3 separate regions of the Mus musculus genome follow, and regions 2 and 3 are each linked to region 1. A link is a loop called in an ENCODE intact Hi-C map of the cell type or tissue named here. Cell type or tissue: gastrocnemius. All regions are shown on one strand.

Evidence for each region. Hi-C counts contacts between places; a loop is a spot of excess contacts. Peaks named below come from ENCODE experiments on the same cell type or tissue, not always from the same donor. Only the 100,000 strongest peaks of a DNase experiment are listed, where the experiment ranks them.
Region 2: a loop joins it to region 1, with 6 times the contacts of the local background. A loop is called at or near these places in 2 of 42 quality-filtered maps.
Region 3: a loop joins it to region 1, with 11 times the contacts of the local background. A loop is called at or near these places in 6 of 42 quality-filtered maps.

What each region holds. Positions count from the first base shown.
Region 1 is chr1:132,208,584-132,216,583 of GRCm38, forward strand. Gm29695 (a long non-coding RNA gene) reads left to right here. Exons shown (of 2, transcript XR_387385.4): 2 at 1-964. It also overlaps a transcript of Lemd1 not described here. Among named protein-coding and RNA genes, the nearest start is that of Lemd1, 14 kb to the right of the region's middle. In gastrocnemius, CTCF peaks have their summits at 2,570 (motif pointing left) and 3,717 (motif pointing right); DNase peaks (open chromatin) are centred at 2,543, 3,814 and 4,700; H3K4me3 peaks cover 519 bases; H3K27ac peaks cover 471 bases.
Region 2 is chr1:132,351,225-132,359,224 of GRCm38, forward strand. It overlaps Tmcc2 (transmembrane and coiled-coil domains 2), which reads right to left. Exons shown (of 5, transcript NM_178874.3): 4 at 7,679-7,814; 5 at 5,091-6,593. The coding sequence ends at 6,282. It overlaps F730311O21Rik (a long non-coding RNA gene), which reads left to right. Exons shown (of 4, transcript XR_878527.2): 4 at 1-220. Among named protein-coding and RNA genes, the nearest start is that of F730311O21Rik, 13 kb to the left of the region's middle. In gastrocnemius, CTCF peaks have their summits at 37 and 4,793 (motif pointing left); DNase peaks (open chromatin) are centred at 4,172, 4,805, 5,809 and 6,404; H3K27ac peaks cover 1,454 bases.
Region 3 is chr1:132,302,479-132,310,478 of GRCm38, forward strand. Klhdc8a (kelch domain containing 8A) reads left to right here. Exons shown (of 5, transcript NM_144810.5): 2 at 47-211; 3 at 462-677; 4 at 1,251-1,352; 5 at 2,121-4,879. The coding sequence ends at 2,314. Among named protein-coding and RNA genes, the nearest start is that of Klhdc8a, 7.9 kb to the left of the region's middle. In gastrocnemius, a CTCF peak has its summit at 3,910 (motif pointing left); DNase peaks (open chromatin) are centred at 3,892 and 6,434.

The sequences.
Region 1 (8,000 bases):
GTTTTCTGAGAGGTCTGAACTATGATCGAGTAGGAAGGGCCACTGCTCGGGGTGCCTTCCCAGGGAGCCCTGACATGCACTTCTGCCTCTTTTGGGAACACCTGAGGTTCTGAGGAATGTCCTGTTGGCATAAGCAATTCATAAAGTACTCTGCTTGGCTAATTAGCAGTCAGATAACTTGATGTTGCTGTGGAATCTAAGCTACTTCTCCTCTATCCCTCTACCAAGAAGCCAGGACATATGCGCTTGCATCTTTGTCCAATCATTCTATCCAAAGCAAGGCAGCATATATATCATCCCCAGGCTAGAAAGCAGACTCCCTCCAGTTTAGCCATATTCCGTTGAGGTCCCACCTCCATACGCCTGCAAGGGGCTAAGGATGAAGCCCAGGGCCACAGAACCACTAGGCAAATGCTCTCCCACTGAGTTCCATCTCTAGCCTGGAGCACATTGTGATTTTGAAGGCTGCAGTTAGTGAAAGGCATTCTTTAGCTGTTCTTTCTGCCACCCTTCCATGGCCCAGCCTTTACCTGTCTTCCTGTGTCCCAACTTCCACTACACTGGCAGGGAATCCCTGAGAATCACTGGTGCTAATGGTCTCCATCTATACTCCCCTTTGTTGATCTGTGGGGTGTGAACTCAGCATGTGGGGTGGCTGGGCTATGGGGTACATTCTATGTATATCCCCAACACCTCTACCCTGGAAGCAGGTCCGGATCTTAACCCAGCAAAACACCAATCTACATCTTGTTAACCTTTGCTTCGGTTGAGTTGGCTCCTGAATGGTTGTTTTCCTAGGGTGGCTGAGACCCATTTACTAAGCCTCGTTGGTTTTATTTTGGCTCTAGCTGCACAGTTTCCGAAATCTATGCATCTGGAGTAAGCATTTTCTGGTCGCCACTGAAAAGCATGCTGGCAGATTCTGCTCTGATAATTGCTGTAATAAACACACTTTATTACGTCCCTTTGCAGCAAGTGAATTATGTTGTCAAGGCGTGTGGGGTATCTGTGTTGATTTCACACTGTAATACATAGCAGAAGCCAAACTCGTTCGTGCCGATCTGAGAAGAGGGAAAATGAAGCTGTGTAGGAAAGTCAGGAGTGTGTGCACAGGCGAGGAGACCTGGGGGACACCGGAGGCCCTGGTACTATGAGCCTCATTTGTACTGTCTATAAACTGAGAAAAGCCAACCTCCTGCCTCCTAGCATCTCAGGAAACTAGTGGGTCTCGAGCTGGAGAGCGGTAATGGTTTAGAACTGCCCTATGGTCTCACGGCTTACAGCTACTTTAATATAAAATAAAGATCTTTACTTGGGCTTCTCAGAACTATTGACAGAATGCGTGATTGTCGGTCTTGCAAGGAAAGAAAGTCTGAGCTGCATTCAGAACAAAGATTACCAGGTGTTATGAATTATATATCATTAGAGCTCTAAAAAGGATGGAGGGGGTAGGGCAGAGATTCTACTTACTGTGAGGAAATGGGGCCCCAAAGAAAGGACAGAGAACCTAAGCCATCAGCCATAGCCTCAAAGCCAGCCTTCTATAAGGAAGGGCTGGTTTAAGGCAAGTCACGTGACAGCTGTACATGAATTGATAAACTATGGTCTTTAGGCAGGATCTTTCTCTATTGCCCAGGCTGGCCTAGGTACTTACTCTGCTACCTGGGGTGGCCTCGGACATCTGATCCTCCTCCTTGAGCTTCCTGAAGGCGGAGGATTACAGATGATGCGCAGTTTTTGTAGACAGCAGTGGACTGACTGGTCATGGTCAGGATGGCTCTCTTCTCCCAGCTGAGCTTCCTTAATGCCTGGCACAAGGTATTCATGAAGGCTTAACCAGGACAGACCTACATCCTATGCTTTTGACTCAACTGTCAGCTTGCATGCTTGCCCGCTGCTATCTGCATCCGTTTTCACCCTGAAGAAATGAGTGCTATTGTTCATTGAATTCATAAAGTCAGTATTGAATCCTGACCCTGAGCAGGACACTGTGGGCGCCACTGAGGAGAAACAGGATGTCAGCGGTGCCCCCACTCCTTAGGAACTCGAGACATGACAGAAAGCAACATGACAAGACTCAAGGATCCTCTAGGCAGAGCTCAAGCAAAGTGCTTCGGGGCTTGAGAGCCAGGAAAAGCTTCTCAGAGGAGATGGGTTCGGAGCTGAGCCTGGCTGTATGCACAGGCGAAAGCCAATATGGTATTACCATGTTGTGGGAGCCTCTTCTGTCACAAGTGAGTCCACTTGTTCCCAAGTTCCTCTCGGCCCCCAGAGTCTGACTCCTGGCATTGCATTAGTGCTTTGACACAAACCTTTGATCCTACAGGGTTAACATTCAGGAGGGAGGAATGCTGTGTGACTAACAGACATTTCCCAGCACCAGCGGCTGCCTCAGAGGTTCTCCTGGGACAGGAAGGGGGAGAAACAAACCCGAGAGCAGGGCTGGGGAGATGGCACAGTGGTTGAGAGCACTGCTCTAGCAGAAGACCCGGGTTCAGTTCCCAACTCTTATATGGAGCAGCTTACAAACTGCTCGTAACTCCAGTTTCAGAGGATCCAGCGCCCTCTTCTGTCCTCCTCAGGTTCCTGCATGTGCATGGTGCTCATAGGGACAAGCAGGCATAGACAAAAACCCATACATGAAGATAAAATGTAAAGTACCCGAGAGCATCAGTGGACACCTAACCAAGGGCACAGGACACTGTCTGGACAGTGAAGGACAGACCACGCTCAGCATGGACTCTGACAAGGTATTCATAAAGGCTTAACCTGGGACAGACCCACATCCAATGCTTTTAGTTCAAAAGTCAGCTTGGAAGCTTGCCCTATCTGCTCTGTCTCAGACCGTGCTGGGTATAAATACCGGAGCATACACTGGTTCACACTCCAACCTTCCTTCCTCTCATTCTTTCACATTTTGTAAGAGATAGTTTGGAAATCTCAAGGACAACGTACACTCTGTCCCTTCCTTCTGTTGTCTGACTAGAAAGACAGAAAGAGCAGGCTGGCACGGACACTCAAAGTGTCCTTGATGGTCCTGGCTTTATCTTAGATGACTCGCTGGTGTCCTGATAGACCTCATTCCCTACCTATAGAGAGGATGACTGCTGCCCTTCCATCACAAGATGGCTTATGGGGACAGGAAGAGACTGAGGTTCCCAGCTCCATGTTCTAATTGTGCTTGCCTACTGAAGCTGCTTCATGTCCCACAGGTCTCTTAGCCACTTGTAAAATGCAGAGAGTAAAACGCCCCTTGAGTTTCTGTGCCGCCTGCGGTGTGGTATGTTGAAAGGGAATTCTTCCGCGCTGAGTAAGGTAACTTTGTTCAGGCGTTCTCCTAGCTTAGTACCTGGCCCTGGGCAGGTAGGTGTTCAAGATACGGTAACTGAGACGCTCGGTTGGAAGCGTTACAAATAGCCAGTCTGCCTTTCGTATCTCTCACATGTTCTACTGTAGCTAGCGCAGTGCTGGGTGTAGAGGAGAGACTTAGTAAATACAGGTCAAACTGAACTGAAGACGGGTAGGTATGGGGTTGTGAGGAGGGCTGCGCACGCCTGTTAATCCCAGCACTGAGAAGGCTGAGACACAGGATTGTGAATTGAAGGGCAGTCTGTGATAAATAGCAAGGTTCATCTCAAAACTGCAAAAACAGGAATGGTGGGTGCGGTGTGGTGTGTTGGAAGGGAATTCTTCCACTGCAGTGTGCTGAGTATCCTGCAGGAGGCGCTCTAGTCATCTCAGCCTCAGCGGAGCCGGGGTGGGGTGGGGTGTAGGATTGGCCCGGGGAATGGGAGAAGCTCGAAGGAAAAACAGCCCCACGCGTCACTCACATATTTACATCGCAACTGTCAAAACAGTTATTTTTAAGTCGAGTTCCGTCTGCCACGAGTTTAAAACCAAGCTGCGCGGGGGCGGCCTAATGCGCGTGCGCGAAGCCTGGGACCAGGGAAGGTGGCGTCAGGAATTTTGAGGGGTGTGTGCTTGCATGTAGCAGCTCTTCTTTTGGCCACTTTACTCTTAGCTCTGGGAGCTGTGTCTTCAAGATGATGGGTCGGCCGTTCCTGTCCTACAGGAATCAATCAAAGTCTGTAAGGACAAGAGGAAACTGTCCAGTTTTCATTTCCTCTGTCCGTGTCCATGTGTCCCGGGACCCTGACAGCCCCCAACCTGTAAGTTTTCTGCACCTATACCCTCCTAGTTACAAGGTGGGTCAATTTCCACTGCCAAGAGAGCCATCAGAGCCTCTATGTGGAAGCCTGAAGTTGACATGACCCACATTCATTGGCCCTATAAGCCATTCCGAGGAGGACACAAACTGAGGAATTCTATGTGGGTTGGTCAGCACTGGGGTGGGCCTAACCCTTGGGTCAGAAAGCAGCAGAAAAAATGACTTGCTCCCCAATGTCAGGCCTGTAGAGAATTCATTTTTCTCTGGAAAGAGAGGGGCCCGTAGATTTGACACTCTCAGGATGCTTCTGTCCCTCTCGCTCCCTGCTCAGGGGCAATGGGATTTGAGACAGACGCTGGCTGGCCCTGCTGCCATCAATATGTGTCCCAGCCCTGTCCAATGTCTGCTCTATAATGAGTAGTGTTTCGGAATGTCACCTCCATTAATGGGGAAGCGACACCTGTGCACAGCCAGAACCACCTCTCTGTCTTCATTAGGCAGTCCACAGCCTAGCTGCAGGCTGCTCTGGCTCTGTGACAGATGACAGGCAGAGGAGCGAGAGCAGCAGGCTCCTGCTGTCCAGGATTCATTCGCAGACAATGACCCCGAATGCCCCCTCCCCCCAACAAACACCAAAATAGACAGCTGAGAAAAATGTCCTTCTGGAGCAAGGCACAGCAAGGACAGTTAATAGCTAGAAAGCAGGCTTAAGGAACAGAGGAGCAAGTTCCTGGGACAAGCGCCTTTTCTTGTCTCTGATCGCCTATTTAGGGTGGGTTATGGGGTCTCTGCCTCTTTAGCATTCCAACTGTCTTCACAGGCCGCGTTTTTTGTTTTTTTTGTTTTTTCCTCTTCTCATAAATCTGTTTGTTTGCTATGCAAGTCACAGAATGAGATTAGAACTGATGTTCTGACTCTAGATTTCTGTCCATCCCGGGCCTGCACGTAGTCTCCCAGTAAACCCCTGTTCCCTTTAATACTTTACCTTCTTGCCCTCCTAACATAATGGGGCAGCCACATGAGCAGAGCCATAGAATGGCTGGAGATATCGACATGGCTTCACAGGACCCCTATTCCTGTAAAATCTGTCCTTTAAAAAAAGGCCAGAATAGCCAGGCAGTGGGGGCGCACACCTTTAATCCCAGCACTTGGGAGGCAGAGGCAGGTGGATCTCTGAGTTTAAGGCCAGTCTGGTTTAGAGAGAGAGAGAGAGAGAGAGAGAGAGAGAGAGAGAGAGAGAGAGAGAGGGAGAGAGAGAGAGAGAGAGAGAGAGAGAGAGAGAGAGAGAGAGAGTTAGTTCCAGGTGAACCAGGGCTACACAGAGAAACTCTGTCTTGAAAAATCAAAACTAAAAGTCTAGCATGACGGGACCTGAAGACAACCGCAGCACCCAGGAGGATGAGCAAGGGAATCAAGAAGTCCAGGTCAGGACTGGAGAGATGACTCAGCTGTTAAGGGCACTGACTGCTCTTCCAGAAGTCCTGGGTTCAATTCCCAGCAACCACATGGTGGCTCACAACCATCTGTAATGGGATCTGATGCCCTCTTCTGGTGTGTCTGAAGACAGCAACTGTGTACTCACACTCATAAACAAGGAGAAGAAGGAGAAGGAGAAGGAGGAGGAGGAGAAGGAGAAGGAGAAGGAGAAGGAGAAGGAGAAGGAGGAGGAGGAGGAGGAGGAGGAGGAGGAGGAGGAGGAGGAGGAGGAGGAGAAGGAGAAGGAGAAGGAGAAGGAGAAGGAGAAGGAGAAGGAGAAGGAGAAGGAGAAGGAGAAGGAGAAGGAGAAGGAGAAGGAGAAGGAGAAGGAGAAGGAGAAGGAGAAGGAGAAGGAGAAGGAGAAGGAGAAGGAAAGAAGAAGAAGAAAGTCATCCAGGTCAGCCTGGGCTATGTGGTGATACCCTGTCTCAAAAAACCAAAGCAAGCCAGGCGTGGTGGCGCACGCCTTTAATCCCAGCACTCGGGAGGCAGAGGCAGGCAGATTTCTGAGTTCGAGGCCAGTCTGGTCTACAAAGTGAGCTCCAGGACAGCCAGGGCTATACAGAGAAACCCTGTCTCGAAAAAACAAAAACAAAACAAAACAAAACAAAAAAACAAAAACAACAAAAAAACCCCAAAACCAAAGCAGAGAGCTGAAGAGAGCAGATTTGGGTCTCAGAACCATAGGTAGCTCAAGTGTCTGTAATTGTAGACATCCAGTTGCAGATGATTGGATGGTTTCTCCTGGTAAGATATACCTACAGGCACAACACCATAAACATAAAATAAAAATAAATTTAAAATTAAAAAAAATAAAGCAAGGCTTGATAGAAGGTTGTGCAAACATAAGAACATGAGTTTGGATCCCTGGCACCATGTAAAAGCTGCATGTCTCCTTTGTCTCAGCACTGGGCTGGCGTAGCCATGAGGATCCTTGGACCCCATTGGCCATCCAGTCTGGCTTCTGGCTGAATTGGTGTGATGAGAGACTGTTTCAAAAACTAAAGTGAATTCGAGACCAGCCTGATCTACAGATTGAGTTCCAGGACAGCCAGGCCTACACAGAGAAACCCTGCCACCAACAGCAAAGTGAAGAGCTGGTTCAGCGGTTTAGAATACTTTACGCTCTCACAGAGGACCTGGATTTGGCTTGCAAGTACCTCATGGCGACAAACGCCCATCCCAAATTCTAGTCCTATCCTCTTTGGCCTCCATGAGACACACATGCAGTACACTTCTGTACATGTAGACAAAACATCCATACACACAAAATAAACATAAATGCATTTTTAAAATAATGTAAAGAGACATAGCTGCTGATAGTATGAGTCTCCCATAACCTCTTTTCCTGGCATGAGGAAAGGCGCCTATGACTATGGCGATATTCAAGCCACACACCTGAGTCCACACATCTCCCCACCCTGCCTTGGATCCACCACCACTTCCTTTTGTCTCTTCTAAATCCCATTACATGGACTGCGTCCATTGGCTATTGCCTGAGACTAAGGATCCTTTCCTGCTGGGCCTCTGCAGGCCCCTCTGTCCCTCACTCTATGCTGCTCTAATCACCCCGACTCTCCATCGACTGTGAACCATGGTCCTCCCGACCCACTCCTCCCCTTCCCATATCCTGTCTCTATATTGCTCTATGAAAGGTCCTAGTTCACTCCATTTGCTTGCTGGTCTGCCTTCTCCTCCTATGCCAACTGGTCCAGGGAACAGGTACCACAGACACTTTACACCCGAATCCCTAGCAACAAGAACGGGGGCAGGGCGCGTAGTCAGACTCAGGAAGCACTTGTTGGACAAATGAATGAATGAACAAATGAATGAGTGGCCTGCTGCAACCTAATGCATCCATGCACCCTGCTCTGCAGCATCCTTATCAGCCTCTCCAGAGGAGCTTGAGGGTCCTTCTCAGATGTAGCTCTCTTGTCACGCACTCCCCTAAGCCCTTTGGTGGCAAGATTGGTGAGATGTTGACACCTATTGCCGGGAGCCCAACAAATGCTACTCATACTGGTTTCATTATATGTGGGTGTCGTTTTACATCCCCAAATGTGCTTAACTTGTTTTTAAAAGTACAGAAACAAACAAAAGCTTTCAGTAGCTCCCACCGTCTCAGAACAAAGCTCTTCAGTGGGCTTCTGAGGCCTTCTGCAGACTGGCCCCTGCCAGTCAGCCTTTCTGGCTGTCCAGCTGCCTCCAACCCTCACAATGCTCAGGAGACATCCCCACCTCATAGTCGTAGGGCAGCTATGGCTCCCTGGAACCAAGGTTTCTGTTCCCCTTGGTGAGTACAGAGTGGATGAGCACAGTCCTGCACTTCTAGAGAACAGAGCCTGGCTGGAGATCC
Region 2 (8,000 bases), 140 kb after region 1:
CCACCTGTGATCCCAGTTCTGGGGGGAATCTAGTGCCCCTTCTGGCCTCCTCAGGAACTGCACACAGGAGGTGCATGTACAGACATGGTCGGGGAACATACTCATACTGATAAAATAAAAATAATTCTTTTTAAAAAGTGGTTTTCAATCATCATTATTAAGGAATTATCAGCAGAGCAGACAGACAGCCCACAGAATGGGAGACCATCTTTATCAGCCATACTTCAGACAGGGACTGACAGAATGTACGAAGAACTGCAGAAATTAAATACCAAGGAAATTAAACTGCCAATCAACAAATAGGCTAATTAAATGAGCAGACAGTTTTCAAGAGAAGAAACACAAAGAGCCAATAACTGTTTTTAAATGTGTTCAACATCTCTTATCGTCGGTGAAATGCAAATTAAAATTACTTTGAGATTGCTCCTCATCCCTGTCAGAATGCTGTCACCAAGAAATTTGATGAACATGTAAGAGGATGTGAGGAAAAAGGAGCCACTGACTCAAATCCAGCCTCTGGCTCCTCCCAGCCTGGGCTTTCCAGCAGTGAGGACCTGCCTGATGGTCCCAGACAACCCCATACCCCGGCATCCCAAATAAGCAGGATCCTGATCATGGGTCTCCCATGGGCTTTCCTCTCTCTGTGGTGGGATTCTTCCACACAGCACCTTATCCTATCTTGTCTGAGCCTCCAGGGCCTGATAACTCATTAGCTGTATCTGTGTCTCCCTCTCAAGTTCTCCAATTAAGATGAGAACTTAGAATCCCAGAGAAGTGATGTAATGATGTGTGTGTGGACACTGGGATATGTGCTTGTATAAGAGCAGTTTTGTATACATGCAGGTGATGGTGTGTGTGTGTCTGTGCAAAGGCTAGAAGGAGCATCAGATCCCCTGAAACTAGAATTACAGATAGCTGTGAGCTGCCACATGGGTCCTGGGAATCGATGGGTTCTCTGAAGAGTAACCAGCCTTCATAACCACTGTACTGACTCTGCAGCCCCTCAGCCTGCTTTCTTATATAACCCAGAACCATCAGCCCAGGCATAACTCTGCCCAGGAGCAACGCTACTGTCCATATCAATCACTAGTCAAGACGATGCCCACAGACGTGCTCACAGGCCAATCTGATGGAGGCAATTGCCTCCTCAATGAAAGTCTCCTCTTGTTTGATAACTCCAGCTTGTGTCAAGTTGACAAAACTAACCAGTACATGGTACATGCTTGGATGTTTGTGCTGGCGTTCTTGTGTGTGTGAAAGTGCCTATTTGCCTATGTATGTGTAACTACATGCATATGTGTACCTGTGCATACATGGCACATAGTTGTGTTCATATGTGTTTATACATTTGTGTATGTACGTATTATGTAAGTGCATGTTTCTGTGTCTGCACATGTGTGTGGACACATGTGAATGTATGTGTGTGCTTGCATGCACCATTGTGTGCCTGTATGCGTGTGTGCACATGTGTGCATGTGTTTGCATTTTCATAGATGTACATGTGTATCTATGCATATGCTTGTATGTATGTCTTCTTATGTCTATATGTGCACGTGTACACATTCTTTTGTGTGTGGTTGTGTCTCTGTGTTCATGCATACCCAGGTACGCAAAACCAGATTTCCGAGATTGAAATGAACCTAAGGCTAGGTTTAAGGTCATTTGCCTTATTGGGGGAAACCCTAAGAGCCACAGTGGGAAAAGTGGAAAAAAATCAGGACCACCCGTTAGCACCTTTCTCTTCAGCTGTGTCTCTCAGGACTGAGAAGGTGAGGGGGAAGATAGGTCAAAGTCGGCTGGTTGCAGCAGGTCTGTGATGGGAACTTCTTTCTGGAATGAATTCAATTAGTTATCCATCTCAAAGGAAGTTAAACTTTCTCTTCCTGCCTCCATCTTCTGAGTGTATGATAAATAGTCAGAGGACCACCTCCAAGTATAGCTCAAGACCTTTCCTGACACAGCTAGTGGCTTCTCAGCTGGGGGATTGATGTGAGGAAGTGGCCTTTCTGTAGCCAAGACAGGGTCTGGCCACCGCATTTACTGGCCTTTGGCTTCTATCCAGTGAGTTGAAATTCCCATAAGGGTAAGGAAAGAGGCAACCACGAAGCTTCAGATGAGATGCTTAACGGGGTACAGAGCCAGGATCCCCAAAGGCAGACTGGGGAAGAGCCTTGGGGTACTTTTGGAACAAGAGTCAACTTGATAAGTCCTTCCTGTAGGCAGGGATGTGGCAGAAGTGACCTTTTCAGCAGTGATGGGCCCAGGCCACTTCATCCAGACGGTCACTCGGCGAACTATGTCAGGGCTGGGTTGTCAGCGTGGGAGTGCTCTCCTGGAGGCTCTGTGTATAAGAGGGAGTGCTGCTGTCCCCACCCAGACTGCCCTTCTGGCTGCTTGGGTGACTCAGGACTTACCAACACGTCTGGATATGCTGTGCAAGCCCCACCTCCTCTCCTCCCTTGACACCATCCCAGCAGGTCTTGGGGCCCATGGCCTCTTCCCATGTTCATCTGAGAGTTGTCAATAAGCTTTCAAGCCACTTCACTCTGGCTGCTTCCTTGTCTAGCCCTGGTGGCAAATCAGAGTCCCTGTTGGAGTCCTAGATGGGTAGGAAATCTCCTGGAAATAGCTCCCGAGGGGGTCATTTTGGGGCACTGTGGGACCACACCCACTCCTGACACCTCTGTGCCTTGCCAAATCCTACTCGATGGGCAATGTAGACATCATTTCCTCTCAAGTGTAGGGGCTGACAGTCTTGACTCAAATCCACACACCTTGACTTTGGAACTCACTCTCTTTCCTAGACACCACACCTGCTAGAGGAGGGAGGGCCCCGCACAGATACATTTGCAGGGCTTTGATGTCGGCTCAGGACAGGTGGGTCTCATCTTCTAGGAAGCCAAGCTTCTGCTGATTAGACTGAGGGGAGAGACTTAGACAAATCAGCAGGCTCTTAGTCTGGAGGAAAAGGCTCCTGGGTCTTCAGGTCAGAGGTGTTGCCAGTGTCACCCTGTGTGTCTTTACAGAGTCCACCTCAGTTCCTCCAAGGAGTTCTGGACCTGCCACCCGGCGTTAGTGTTGAGGTGGAGTGGTCATTCTTTGGGTTATTTCTCTACGTTCCAGGGAGTGTGCCATCAAGTTTAGGCATGCGATGTCTCACATGTCTCCTGTTACCACACCTGTGTACCAGAGACACCATTCTTACTGGCCGATGTGAGACAACAGCTGGGTGCGACAGGTCTAAGGCTAGTGGCAGTGTTGACTTTGAGCCCAGATCCGGGATTGACTGCAGGGCCTGCCTCTGCAGGAGAGGTTAGCCTGCCTGAAAGATCTGGTTATAGCTCCCCTTCCTCTTCCCGTGGTCCCAGTGTCTCCTCCCTGCCCTCACTCGGCAGCACAGACAAATCAGCTGTACCCCACACTAGGCCTGGGCTGCCTTTTGGGTTTGCAGAGCTTGCACTTGCTGCAGCTTTGTGACCCAAGAGGTTATCGAGTGGGCTGGCTCTGCAGCTACCTGCCCAGGAGAGAGAAGGCACCAAGTCTTTTTATCTGCCCCCACCCAAAGAGACCCAGGTAGTGGGTGTCTACCAGTCTGACTAAGCTCTCTAGTACCCTGGGGGTGAGACCTGCACTTGTGGGATAGATGCTCTGGGAAGGGCCTGCCTCTAGGTCTTGTAGTCTGAAGGAGGCAGACTACGAGTGGTAACCCTGACTCAATGTCTCACTCTCTGGACCTCAGGGAAGAGAAAGAAGTGGGGGATAACTCACCCTTCTTAAAAAAAAAAGAGGGAACACAAACAGACACAAACAGGGGAGCCTCCCTGAGCCCCAGGATGGCAGGGTTCTGTTAGGTGTCCCATTGTCTCCTGGCTGAGGGAAGTAAGCCAGTGCTTTCTTTGACAAAGATGCAGCTTGGGGGCCTGCACCTCCCTTAGGCTGTTTGCTTTGCAGCCTCAGAACTGACCAAGAATGACCTCTGCTTCCTCCCTGCTCCCTTTCGGTGTGGGCCGCAGCTGGCAGTGGCATTCAGAGCCAATTCTGGGAAGGCATCTGACCTTGGAAGGAATGTAGGAAATGTCTAGCCAGGAGCAGCCACCCCCTACCTGTGGCCCAAGAATGTGGGCTCTGGGCCACCTGTGGCCCCCAAGAGAGGTGCACATAGACACGTGGTTGGAAAAGAAAGGGGGTACAAGATCCAAGACTGGAATAGCTGGAAGGCTGTCTGGCAACACTCCTACGTAACAGAGGGCAAACTCTTGTGGTGGCAGCACTGTGCCCTCTCCGGTCTCTGGGTCCCCTGGAGCCTGAGGCCACAGACGCAGCTGCAATGTTTGCTTGTCAGACTCACAGGGCCCTGGGATACCAGCACAGAATTGACATGCACAGTGGCCACCTCCAGCCTGCTTTCCCGATGGGGAAACTGAGGCCCAGAGAAAGGCTGGGAGTTAATTACAGGGCACTAGTTATGTGCTGAGACCAAAGGTTGTTTTTTTTTTTTTTTTTTTTTTTTTTGGTTTATTTTTGTTCTGCTTTATCATAGCTCCTCTTGCTGCCTTCTCCTGCAAAGGGCCTACTGCAAATATCCACAAAGGTCCTGCTGGGAAGTGCTTTGGGGCTGTTAGGGGTAGGTGCTACAACCACAGGGCAGGCACTAAGTGCTAGGCCTCCACACCATACTTGGAAAGCTGGTACTCCCTGCCTCAGCTGAACAAGTGTAACAAAGCCAAGCTAAAGCCAGTAGCCTTGTGAGGACTTCGTCTTGAGAGAGGTTTTGGAGCACGGACTCTGCTGACCCCTTGTGGCTACAACTGGTCACAGCATCTATGGGCGCTTCTCCATTTCCCTTCTGGGAAGTGCTCCAACAAAGCTGGGGCTGGATGGATTGATAGGCATATCATTTAAGTTGCTCAGAGCAAGGCAGGTGAGTGTGTGTGTGTGTGTGTGTGTGTGTGTGTGTGTGTGTGTGTGTGTGTTCCTCATTCAGTATGGAAGACAACATCTGGCCAGCAGATGATACCCAGAATGCTTCAGTGTGGGGAGAAATCCTGTGATTTTTCAGAGACAGTGTAATCAGCAGACCTCAGACAGGATGGTTTGAAAACATAAAGGATATTTATTTCTTAGGAAGGTCCACCACAGCTGGCAGGCACTGCTTCTCCTGCTTCATGGATTCCTCTCTCCTGTTCTAAGAAATCCCCACTGTGCTTGGAAAGGCCCTCGGGGAGGCTGGGCTGTGCAGAATCGAACACAACACTCCAGAGCCTTAAGGAAATGACAAATATCCTCTTCCTCACAAACACACATATAAAATAAATAGATATATATATATAAAAGAGGCCATGCCCCTCCTGCCCATTTGCTGGGACAGCTTGGGAGAGCGGGCTGCATGGCCACACGCCCCTTCTTCCAGCCAGGACACCAGAGGATACATGGTCTGGAGTATGATGAACCAAGAATAAGTCCTGGCTTCAAAAGGAGGATGGGCAGGGTCCTCTCTCTGGAGCCCAGCTGGGCAGAAGTGAGGGAAGGGTGGGTACAAATAAATAAATAAGTAAATAAATAAATAGAACTCAACGTGATCCCAGAGGTCTAAGGGTTTGGGCTGGAGGCTCAGGGCCCTTGGGGCCTGTTTTTTTTTCAGAAAAACAGCACACCCGGTGACAGGCAGAAAGATGAGCAGAAAAAATACAAACCCAAAGTTACACCCCACAGCCTCCAGAAACCAGTCTCAAACCAGCTCAAGTGGAAGGAGAAGCAGGAGGAGGGGAGGCTGAGCTCCCAGTGGCTGTGCCAAGCCTGCCCTCTGGCCCCAAGGCTGGGGACCCTCCCCTTTCTGCACTCTCTAGGCTCAGCAGGGCCTCCCACTGGCTTTTATCCAGACCATCTCCATGGGAGGAAACTGTGGCTGCCTCCAGGATGGGCTCTTCCCTAGGGAAACTGAGACTGGCCTTCTATCTTAGTGGCTTACATGACTAGAGCATCCTCTTGTCAACCCAGAAAAGTCCCATGTGGCTGCAAAATAATTCAAATAATGCAGCCCTGGTGTCTCCCCACTGCTCCATTTGGCTGAGAGTGTCCCTGCTCCCTCCAGCCCAGAGCACCCTCTCTGAAACCTTCAGGCCGAAAGGGAGATGGTGTCAGACAGAAGCAGTGAAAAGAAGGGACAGTTAGGGGCCAAACAGGTCACATGACAGACCCCGAGGGACGCAGGAGCCCCGGGCCCTCCTGGAGATGCCTGTGGCTAGTGGGATCCGGAGAGCACAGGGTGGGGCGGCAGCCGCTCAGCTGGGCAGCAGCACATGCTCCAGGAGGTAGGTGAGGGAGGCCCAGTGCTTCCACAGTAGGAAGAGGACGAGGAGCAGGAGGGCGGTGCTGGTGATCCGGAGGCGCGTCTTCATGAGGGGGGTGATGAAGTTGGCAATGGTGGACACAAACACCAGCAGCACGGCCATGAGTGCCAGGATCACGTTGATGAACTTGCCCAGCAGGGCGCGCGCGTTGGCGTTCTCCACACCTTCTAACTGCACCACTTGCTGCTGCTGCTGCTGCAGTTCCAGCTTGGTGACTCGGGTCAGGCAGGACTCCACGGCCTCCTGTGGGGACAGAGGGTGGATGTGGAAGCCCAGGGTGGCTGAGACTAGACTGAGCCCAGTCCACCTGTGCTGATTCCAGTAGGGCTTCAGTGTGGCCTCAGGGGTAAGCTTGGAAGCTTGCTTTCTGCATGGCAATGTTAGGGTAGTGAACTTTTTTTTTTTTTTTTGGTTTTTTGAGACAGGGTTTCTCTGTATAGCCTTGGCTGTCCTGGAGCTCACTTTATAGATCAGGCTGGCCTCGATCTCAGAAATCTGCCTGCCTCTGCCTCCCAAGTGCTGGGATTAAAGGCGTACGCCACCATGCCCGGCTGGTAGTGAACTTTTAAAGTGTGTGTGTGTGTGTGTGTGTGTGTGTGTGTGTGTCTACTGTAAAGAAATAAGTCACTGGTGGGATTGCTGGACTCTGAGCTATATCTGAGTTACAAGATTTTGGGGGTCAGGAATAGTCTGACCCCCAAATCTCTCTGCCTCACCATGTGACACAGTCCCTGCCCTGGGGAGGCTATAGCTGTGAGGTCCTTACCAGCTGTAAGGAGAGGATGACTCCACACTCCAGTGAGAGCTGGGCAGACCTTTTCTCTTTACAAATTATCCAACCTCATGCATCTTGCTACTGTACCAAGAAGGTGGTAGCACATGGCCCCTCTTCACAGCCAAGGGCACAGCTAGGACTGGGAACAGAACTCTAATGAAGACTGTTTGAGGAGGATCTAAGGAAATGGAAGTCTTGCTTACTGATCCCAGCTCCATATTGAGGCAAGGAAATGCCTGGAAATAACAATTATTCATTTGTAAACCTGTCACCAAAAAGATGTGGCAAATGAAGGTGGCCTTTACCCACTGGTTTGCCTTTATATAGTGCACACACTTGGGCGAAGACTTACGTTGCTCTTATCTCTACCCCACGAACACTCCCCTCTTTGGCTTCCTGTACCAATTGGCCCCATGGATATGTTTCTGCTCGTCGTGTTCCATGTGATGTGTCCACCTCCACACTGTCACCTGTACCCTGTGCCTACAGATAGGGCAGTTGCTGTTGGCTCTGTCAGCATATTGGGACCTCCCCAGAGTGGTCCTGGCCATACCTGGATATCCCGGGCCCTCTCGTAGGACTGGTAGGCCACCTTCTCCTCCATGCTGGCCAGCTCCTGCTTTAGGTTGGTCATTTCATTCTGGTGAAGCTCAGTCAGGTCGTTCAGCTGTTCCTCCAGCCTCTCATACCTAGGGGAGAGGGGCAGGCAACACCACTTCTTTGGCTACTCAGCTCTTCTCTCCCCAGGACCAAGGCGCCAGTCAGTAGCGACATGCAGCCCACCCATGTGTCCAGTCCCGCTCTCATCTTAACCCCCGTGATAGCGCAGCATTTCTCTGTGACAGCCTTGTGCTAAGCATTGCCTGCATCACCTC
Region 3 (8,000 bases), 94 kb after region 1:
AGTGCCGGGGGAACTGAGCCATGTCTCTCTGTGGTCTTTTTCTTAGATTATCGAGTGTATGCCGCAGGAGGGATGGGCCTGGACCTACGTCCACACAACTACTTGCAACACTATGACATGCTGAAGGACATGTGGGTGTCACTAGCTCCCATGCCCACCCCAAGATACGCTGCCACCTCCTTCCTCCGGGGCTCCAAGATCTATGTGCTGGGTAAGGACAAGCTACTTGTTCATCTCCTCTCCTTGTTCCCTTGGGTGAGTTCCCTGGAAAGGGATGCCAACAGCCTGAGCATTTCATGGCCATGGGGGATAATCACATTGCCCTAGCCTTGAGGAGTCTTTCAAAGGACTGAATAACAGAAGAGCAAGCCCAGTCCTCTCTGTTCTCAGGAACTGCTTTTTTTTTTTTTTTTTTTAATTCACCCTCTACTCTCTACCCTGCCCCACCTCCCCACCTCCAGGGGGACGACAATCTAAGTATGCAGTCAATGCCTTCGAGGTCTTTGATATAGAGTCTCGGTCCTGGACCAAGTTCCCCAACATTCCCTGTAAACGGGCTTTCTCCAGCTTTGTGACCCTGGACAACCACTTATACAGCCTAGGAGGCCTGCGCCAGGGCCGTCTGTACCGGCAGCCCAAGTTCCTCCGGACAATGGATGTGTTCGACATGGAACAGGGTGAGCTGGGTCCCCATTCCCTTGGCTCCTTGCTCTCTTCTGACTGGTCCCCACTTTCCCCATCAGGACAGTCTCCCTGGGGCTGGCTGCTTACATATCCAGGCAGCCTTCTCTGAAGTCTGAGCATCCTTCCTAACTTACGGCTATGCTTGGAGTCAGATTCTTTTCAAGGCTCCTTTGGCCTGCTTGTCTGTTTTCACTATGGCCTTTCCTCTCCATCCCCAGTATTTGTGCAGGACCAGCTTAGGGAGGGCCTCTTCCTTTGCTGATGGAGAATCAGGAATCTTGATTACTCCTCTCATTGTCTTTAATCAGATTCCTGTGGGAAATCTAAATAGAACAGGGGGCTCACGGGAAGTCTGTATTTTAGACTGGGACAAGCACCCGAGAAGACCCAAGTGGTAGAGGGTGTCATTTCAATCAACAGGGCATGCTCCCTGCACCCTGGATGCCAGGGTGAATGGAAGGGGCGCGGCCACCAGGGTGAGAGCCACATGGGATTCATCTGTATTTGTTAGAGAACATTAGCGCCTAATCCTCTTTCTCTGTCCTGTCATTATGCGCGGCTTGCAGGGGGATGGCTGAAGATGGAACGCTCATTCTTCCTCAAGAAACGCCGGGCAGACTTTGTGGCTGGTGGTCTGAGTGGAAGGGTCATAGTGGCTGGGGGCCTTGGTAAGGATGGAGCATCTCCACTGTGCTGTGTTGTGGCCCTGGGACTTGGGAGGTCCTTGGCACTGCACTGGAGCAACGGATGGTACTGACTCCATGCGTACCTCCCACTGAGTTACTCCAAAGAATTCAGTGTGGTCTGGACTTGACCTTTCCATGGGCCCCATATATGTTCTTTCAATTTGGAAATAGGAAGATGGAGAGCTATAAATCATAAGGGACACATGAGCTCCTGGGCTGCACCCAGGTCCCTGAGTCCCTTTCTGGGGATAGATAGAGACAAAGGGAAAGTCTTCATCTTTCCTTGACCTAACGCCATTGTGGACATCCAGCTCTTTTAGGATAGCAAAGCATGTGATCAAATAGATGCTCCTAATTCTGGGTTTGAGCCCTCTCAAAGGCTGCCGCTATTTTGAAGGAAAGTCTGGGACTTAGAGGCACACTGAAGTCTTTAGGACACAGTGATAAAGGCAGTGTGTGTGTGTGTGTGTGAACAACCAGAGTTTACTCAGTGTAGACATACTCATTCATGAACAACTATATGGGCTAGATTATGAGGGAAGCTGTGTGTGTGTGTGTAAAATCAGGAGTAAGTATTCTAAAAACTTCTGATATCTAAGACAGGAAAAAACAATTCTATTTTTAAGATGAAAAGGAAAAGAAGGGACAAGGGACAAAGTTTTTGCTTCTGGGTTGGGAGATGGTCACTGTGGGACATGGCTTGGTGGCTGGGCTCCTTGGTCTAAGGTCTGATTCCCCTGTTGCTTTCAGGAAACCAGCCCACTGTCCTGGAGACAGCAGAAGCATTCCACCCTGAGAAGAACAAGTGGGAGGCACTCCCCCCCATGCCCACGCCCCGCTGTGCCTGCTCCAGCATTGTCTTCAAGAACTGCCTCCTGGCTGTGGGGGGTGTCAGCCAGGGACTGAGCGATGCGGTAGAGGCACTGTTTGTCTCTGACTCCTAGCTGGCCGGAGCAGCACCTTTGCCTGGTCAGCATCACTCCAATCCTGACATGAGGAATGGTCTCATCAAAGCAGTTTGGACTACTTCCTCAGGCTCCTACTCCTGTGAAGAGACAGAGAGGTCAAGCCCTGGGGCTCTCAGTGACCTCTCTCTAACCCTGCACTCTCAGAAAGCAGAGCTGACTCCGCCAGTCAGTCAGTGCTGGGCTGTGGACTGGGGAGAAGCTTCACTCAGTGCTCAGACACAGCAGGGCAAAGTTCCCTCCTCTCGTCTACCTCGTGAGGTGGAGGGCATTGCCACCCAGAGGGAGATCCTTGTTGTCCTTCCCCATCTCTGAGGTAGTTTGAGTGTCGTGAGAGATAAACTAATGAAGAACAGGGCACCCCCAATCCCTTGTTTCTCTTTGGTTGACATCCATTCCCCATATAGAAGTCAACTGTAGACCTGCCCCAGATCTCACCTACCTATCAGGAATTGCACTTGAAGCTAGGGCAGTTGTGTAGGAAGGAAGCTGGGGGCTCACACACCAGGCCAACAGCTTTGGCAGAAGAGACTCTTCCTCTCAGGTCCCAGTTGGGCATGTGATGATGGAGTGTCAATATCTTCTGTATTCTGCCTTCTGCCACCTTCTCCTGACCTGAGGCCTGGCCACTCTGTGTCCCAACAGCTCTCAGAGTGTTTCTGCGTGAAACTGTCTCATTTACATACACTGTGGCTTCCAAATCCACAAAGGGTGGATTAATTGCACTCCGGTTAATAACAGCAGCACAACAATTGGCATCTTTATCCCTGTCTTCTTTGGACCCTGGAGACAAGGCAGGAGGGTCCTGGTTTGTAGATAGAAAACCCCATGAGATCATCTCCCACCGTGTTCTCCCGAGAAAGAGGGACCCATTGGCCACCTGCTCTTGAAGAGTGCTACCTTCCCTAGGCCACAGCTGTCCCACTCTCAAAGAGCTCAAAGAGAAAACCAACCAGTTTTTCCTTCTCTTGGTACGCACACATATGTTTGGCCAAGGTTGTGACCATTCAATCTTTTCTAGGTTATACCCATGTCTAACCTTGATCAATTCTGCTGAAGCTCATTTTAGGCAAAAGATGAAAGACCTGTTAATTGACTTAAAAGCAATTGGGTGGCCATAAGGGGGTCAGAAGGATGGATGGATGTGCCTTCCCTTTGGCCTACACAGCAGCTCTTTGTGCTACTTCCCAGTCATTCATATTGGATTAGGATCTAGCTTGGGGAAGAGCACTTACCCAGCATGCTCAGGGACCTGAGTCCCATCCTCAGCACAGAAAGCAAACTGAACTAGCTCTGAGTTAGCCCTGAGGACACCAAGAATAATGACTCCCCAGCCCCCACCCCTGACCCCCAGGCTGTGGAAGAGGCAGGGCTCAGGTGATTAATTGCCTCCCAAGGAGCCAGAGCTGGAGGATAGCCTATCAGGGTTTCAGGGGTCAGAGGCCCTTCTTTCTGGTGGTGGTAGGGGTCATACTCCCCGCTGGATCTTCAAGGACCTAGTGAAACCTGGATCATGAAGGGAGGTGGGTTGTTGGCTTTATCTTTGGGTGCCAGGAGGACACTGCCACCTGCTGGCCTAGCAGTTTTTTCCTCACTGAGGTGAAGCGGAAGATTGTGGCCTCTAATGAACAGACCACAAAAGAAACCTCCATTGCTTATGGATCCAATACCGTTAAGTACCCCTGAACTAACCATTAGAAAAAAAAGAGTCGGGGAGCTACAGAGGACAGGTGGCTTCTCAGAGCAAGCTCCCTCTCCCTTTCCAACCTCTACTTCTGTCCTGCCCATATCATTCCCAACCCAAGAGGAGCCAAGCCATACCACATCTGAGGATAGAATTGGATCCTTTTAAGATAGTTGGAACCTTAGAGGCCCAGCAGGTTCTATGAGGTTGAATTAGATATTGACCTTATCAGAGCAATTTAAAGCTGGAGCTGGTATCTGTTAGGGTCACCCCTGCCCAAGGTCCATTGTGGGAAGACTAGGGATACCTCAGTGAGGGGTGAGGGAAGCCCTTGATGTCTGTGTTAAAACGTGTGGTTCTATATGCCTCACATCTCAGAGGGAGCACAGCCAACGACCTGCCTCAGGCCTCACACATCCAGTTGCCACAGGCCTCCCCTCACCACACCCTTCAGAAGGTCCCTTACCCTCCTGAGTTCCCAGTCTGTCTCACAAGGTGGTACAGTACCTGCTTCAGTACCCTGGTCAGCGCTGAGCACAGGAGGGGGTTGATGCCCAGCTGGGCAACATAATGAGACTCAGACTTCCAGAGTCAGAAACTGGACACGATGCTTACTTTTAGTTCCAACACTCAGAGGCAGGGGGATCTCTGTAAGTTTGAGGCCAGCCTGGTGTACATAGTAAATTCCAGGACAGTCAGAGCTACATGGAGAGACCCCGACTCACCCCATCCCCTCAAAATCAGGACTACTGAAAGGATTTAAATATTGGGGAGAGCATGTGGAAGAATGCAGAGGCATTTCTGGGGACATGAGACTGTAATGCAGGCCAGCAGATCCACAACAAAATCTCTACATGCCTTGTGGAAGAGTCTAGACTTCATGCATGCAGGAAATTAAGAGCAAATGAAGGTCACCATCACACCAAGTTCAATGAGCAGGGCAGGGAAAACAAGAATTTTCTGACTCCTGAACTCCTGCATCAAGCCCATGGTTAGAGCCGGGCCTCCCGAGAAAAGCGCAAGAGCAACACTTTTCCTGCACTGACTGGAAGAGCCCAAGGCAAGGCAAGGTCTGAGCTGACCCTGAGGGGAGCTGAGGCTTAGAGTGGAAAGCTTGGACCATGTTCTGGTGGTGGGTCTCCGGCCTTATTCCTTCCCCATCACAGTGCCAGTGGAAGGAGGCACGGTCCCCAGGGAAGGGGGGAGAGCCAGCCGGCGGCCAGAGCTGGATTCCCTGAGTGCCCTACACTGATGCCGAGAAAAGTTGTGCTCCTCTTGTGCTATGATCCTCTTTGTTTCAATGACTTGTTTCTCAAACGCTAAAGCTACTTGGGCTGCATGGGCAGCTGTGTACCTGCCTTTCAGAAGCCCCAGGGCCCTCGTGTGTTCTATGGAACAAAATGCTTATAATCCAGCTCCTACAGACTCTTGAGAGTGAACACTGCAGACATGCAGTCTATGTGCCTTGACTGCCTTAAGCCAGTTCCTGGCACTGCCCCCAGAACCCCCCTCCCCAACATCTACACTGCCTGTACTCTACTCTCCTTTCTCGCTCACACTTGCACCCTGCTCCCCTTACACGCGTACTCACCATCCACCCTCTCATTCAGACATGCCTCCCTGTGCACACTTTTCATGCAAATGGCCACCCACACTCAAGCACATCTTTACAAACACATCATACACGCCCCCTTATGGACATCTGTCATGCCCATAGCTTTGATTTCACACTCATGTAACTCATGTACACTTGCTCTCAATTGTCCGCTGTGGCCAGACTTAAAATTACCTCCCATCCCCACCCCATCCCCCCGGTTTTTTGTTTGTTTGTTTGTTTTTGTTTGAGACATGGTCTTACTGTGTAGCCCCCACCTCCACTAGCCTGGAACTTGCTATGTAGACCAGGCTAGCTTTGAACCCATAGAGATCTACTTGCTTCTGCTTTCTAAGCATTGGGATTAAAGGCATAGGCCGGCCACCACGCCTAGCTCAGAATCCTTTCAATTCAACCATTTGGCCATGTCTCCACACCCAGAATCTTTATCATTTGAAGGATGGACGGCTACAGCGTTCTGTGCTTCTTGCCAAGTCAGGGTCATCTGTTGCCCTGCCCTGCCCTGTCCCCTCTGTATCATCACTTCTCCCCCTAATGATTCCATACCACAGTTTGCCACTGGGGCTAGAGGAACTTTTAGAAACACACTTGGGCTGAGATCCTTCTGTGTTACCAGTGAGGAATCAGGCCTAAAGGTATTCTGTACTCTGACTCCTGAGAAAGCTGCCGAGCTCCACCATGGAGGGACTACCCGACCTTCCTCATTTGCCCTCTCTGCCTAGTACCTGGCTGATACCCTGCACAGTGCCAGCACAGGCTGCAGCAGAGTACGGATAAGTGAACAGCAGATTGTCCTTTCAGATGGCTTTCCCTGGGGATGAGCCAAGAAGGACCCAGTGCCTAAGCCCCACCCTAACCCCAATTTGACAAGACCTCTTCTCTTGCATAGACAGCTTGTGTGTGTGTGTGTGTGTGTGTGTGTGTGTGTGTGTGTGTGTGTGTATTCACGCGCGCGCACACTACCTCCATCCTTCCAAGAGGAAATAACTCACAGATGACTCAGAGGGTCTTCGGGAGGATGGATAGAGACAGAGAAGTGTCTGGACATTTGGTGCATGCAGGGTCTGAAGGCTGTGGAGAGTTAAAATTTGCCTTCTTGTTTGCCTATGCCATAAGGAACAGCCAGGTTGGACTCCAGGCTGGCCGCCAGTGGCCTTGGAGTTTGTGGGGGCTCCCTGGGTTCGTGAAGCTTTTCTTCTGGTTAACCTTGGATTAGGTGGCCACCGTTTTGGGGTGGTCCACCCTGCTCGCTCACCTGGACAAGATAAAGACTTGGAATCATTGTGCCTACTGCTCAACAGGAAATAAGCATTTGGTCCTTTTCTCCATCTCAAAAGTAAACAAATGTAAGAAAACAATGACATATAACTCTCGTTCCCAGAATCCCCTGCTCCACAGCCCCGACTTGAAGAAGGGGGATGACTGGGGCCTTCCTTTCTAGGTTGTTCCTGTTGGACCTGGGACAGGAGCTTCTAGAGCCTTAGTGAAGCAGGCTCCACCCTAGGCAGACCCTCTCCCTCACACAGTGACTGGCTTCCTTTGCACCCCCATCACCACACGAAATATTTAGTACCCTCTCTGCCCAGACTTTCACTGCATTCCCCCCACCCTTCTGGAGATCTTGGCTATAAATCTGACTGAAGGCTCAGTAACTCAACCTTCCCTTCAGCCTCCCAGCCCTCATAAAAGCCCCAGCCTCAGCTCCCCATAAAGGCTATCCTTCCAGCCTGCCCCTTCCCACTCAGCACTCCAGACTCCCTCTCTCCTCAGCCCCTCCCCATCTGCCTGTCCCGTCCACCCTGAACACCCCTCTGTGCGTGGCAAATGTAAGCCACTCCTTTTCTAGTCCTCTAGCCACAGTTTTCTGAGGTCTCTTCAGGTTGTGATGCTGTCACTAACCCATGTGTCCCAGGACATCCCAGAGAGCCTGTCAGGTGGGAACTATAGGTATAGCACAGAGCAATTAAAGTCAGAAATTCAGAAGCTCAGAGAAAGCACTGACTGTGAGAGGAAACTGTACCCTGCCCTCTTTCTTTCTTTCTTTCTTTCTTTCTTTCTTTCTTTCTTTCTTTCTTTCTTTCTCTCTCTCCCTTCCTTCCTTTTTTCTCTCTCTCTTTCTTTCTTTCTTTCTTTCTTTCTTTCTTTCTTTCTTTCTTTCTTTCTTCCTTCCTTCCTTCCTTTCTTTCTTTCTTTCTTTCTTTCTTTCTTTCTTTCTTTCTTTCTTCCTTCCTTCCTTCCTTCCTTCCTTCCTTTCTTTCTCTCTCTCTCCCTTCCTTTTTTCTTTCTTTCTTTCTTTCTTTCTTTCTTTCTTTCTTTCTTTCTTCCTTCCTTCCTTCCTTCCTTTCTTTCTTTCTTTCTTTCTTTCT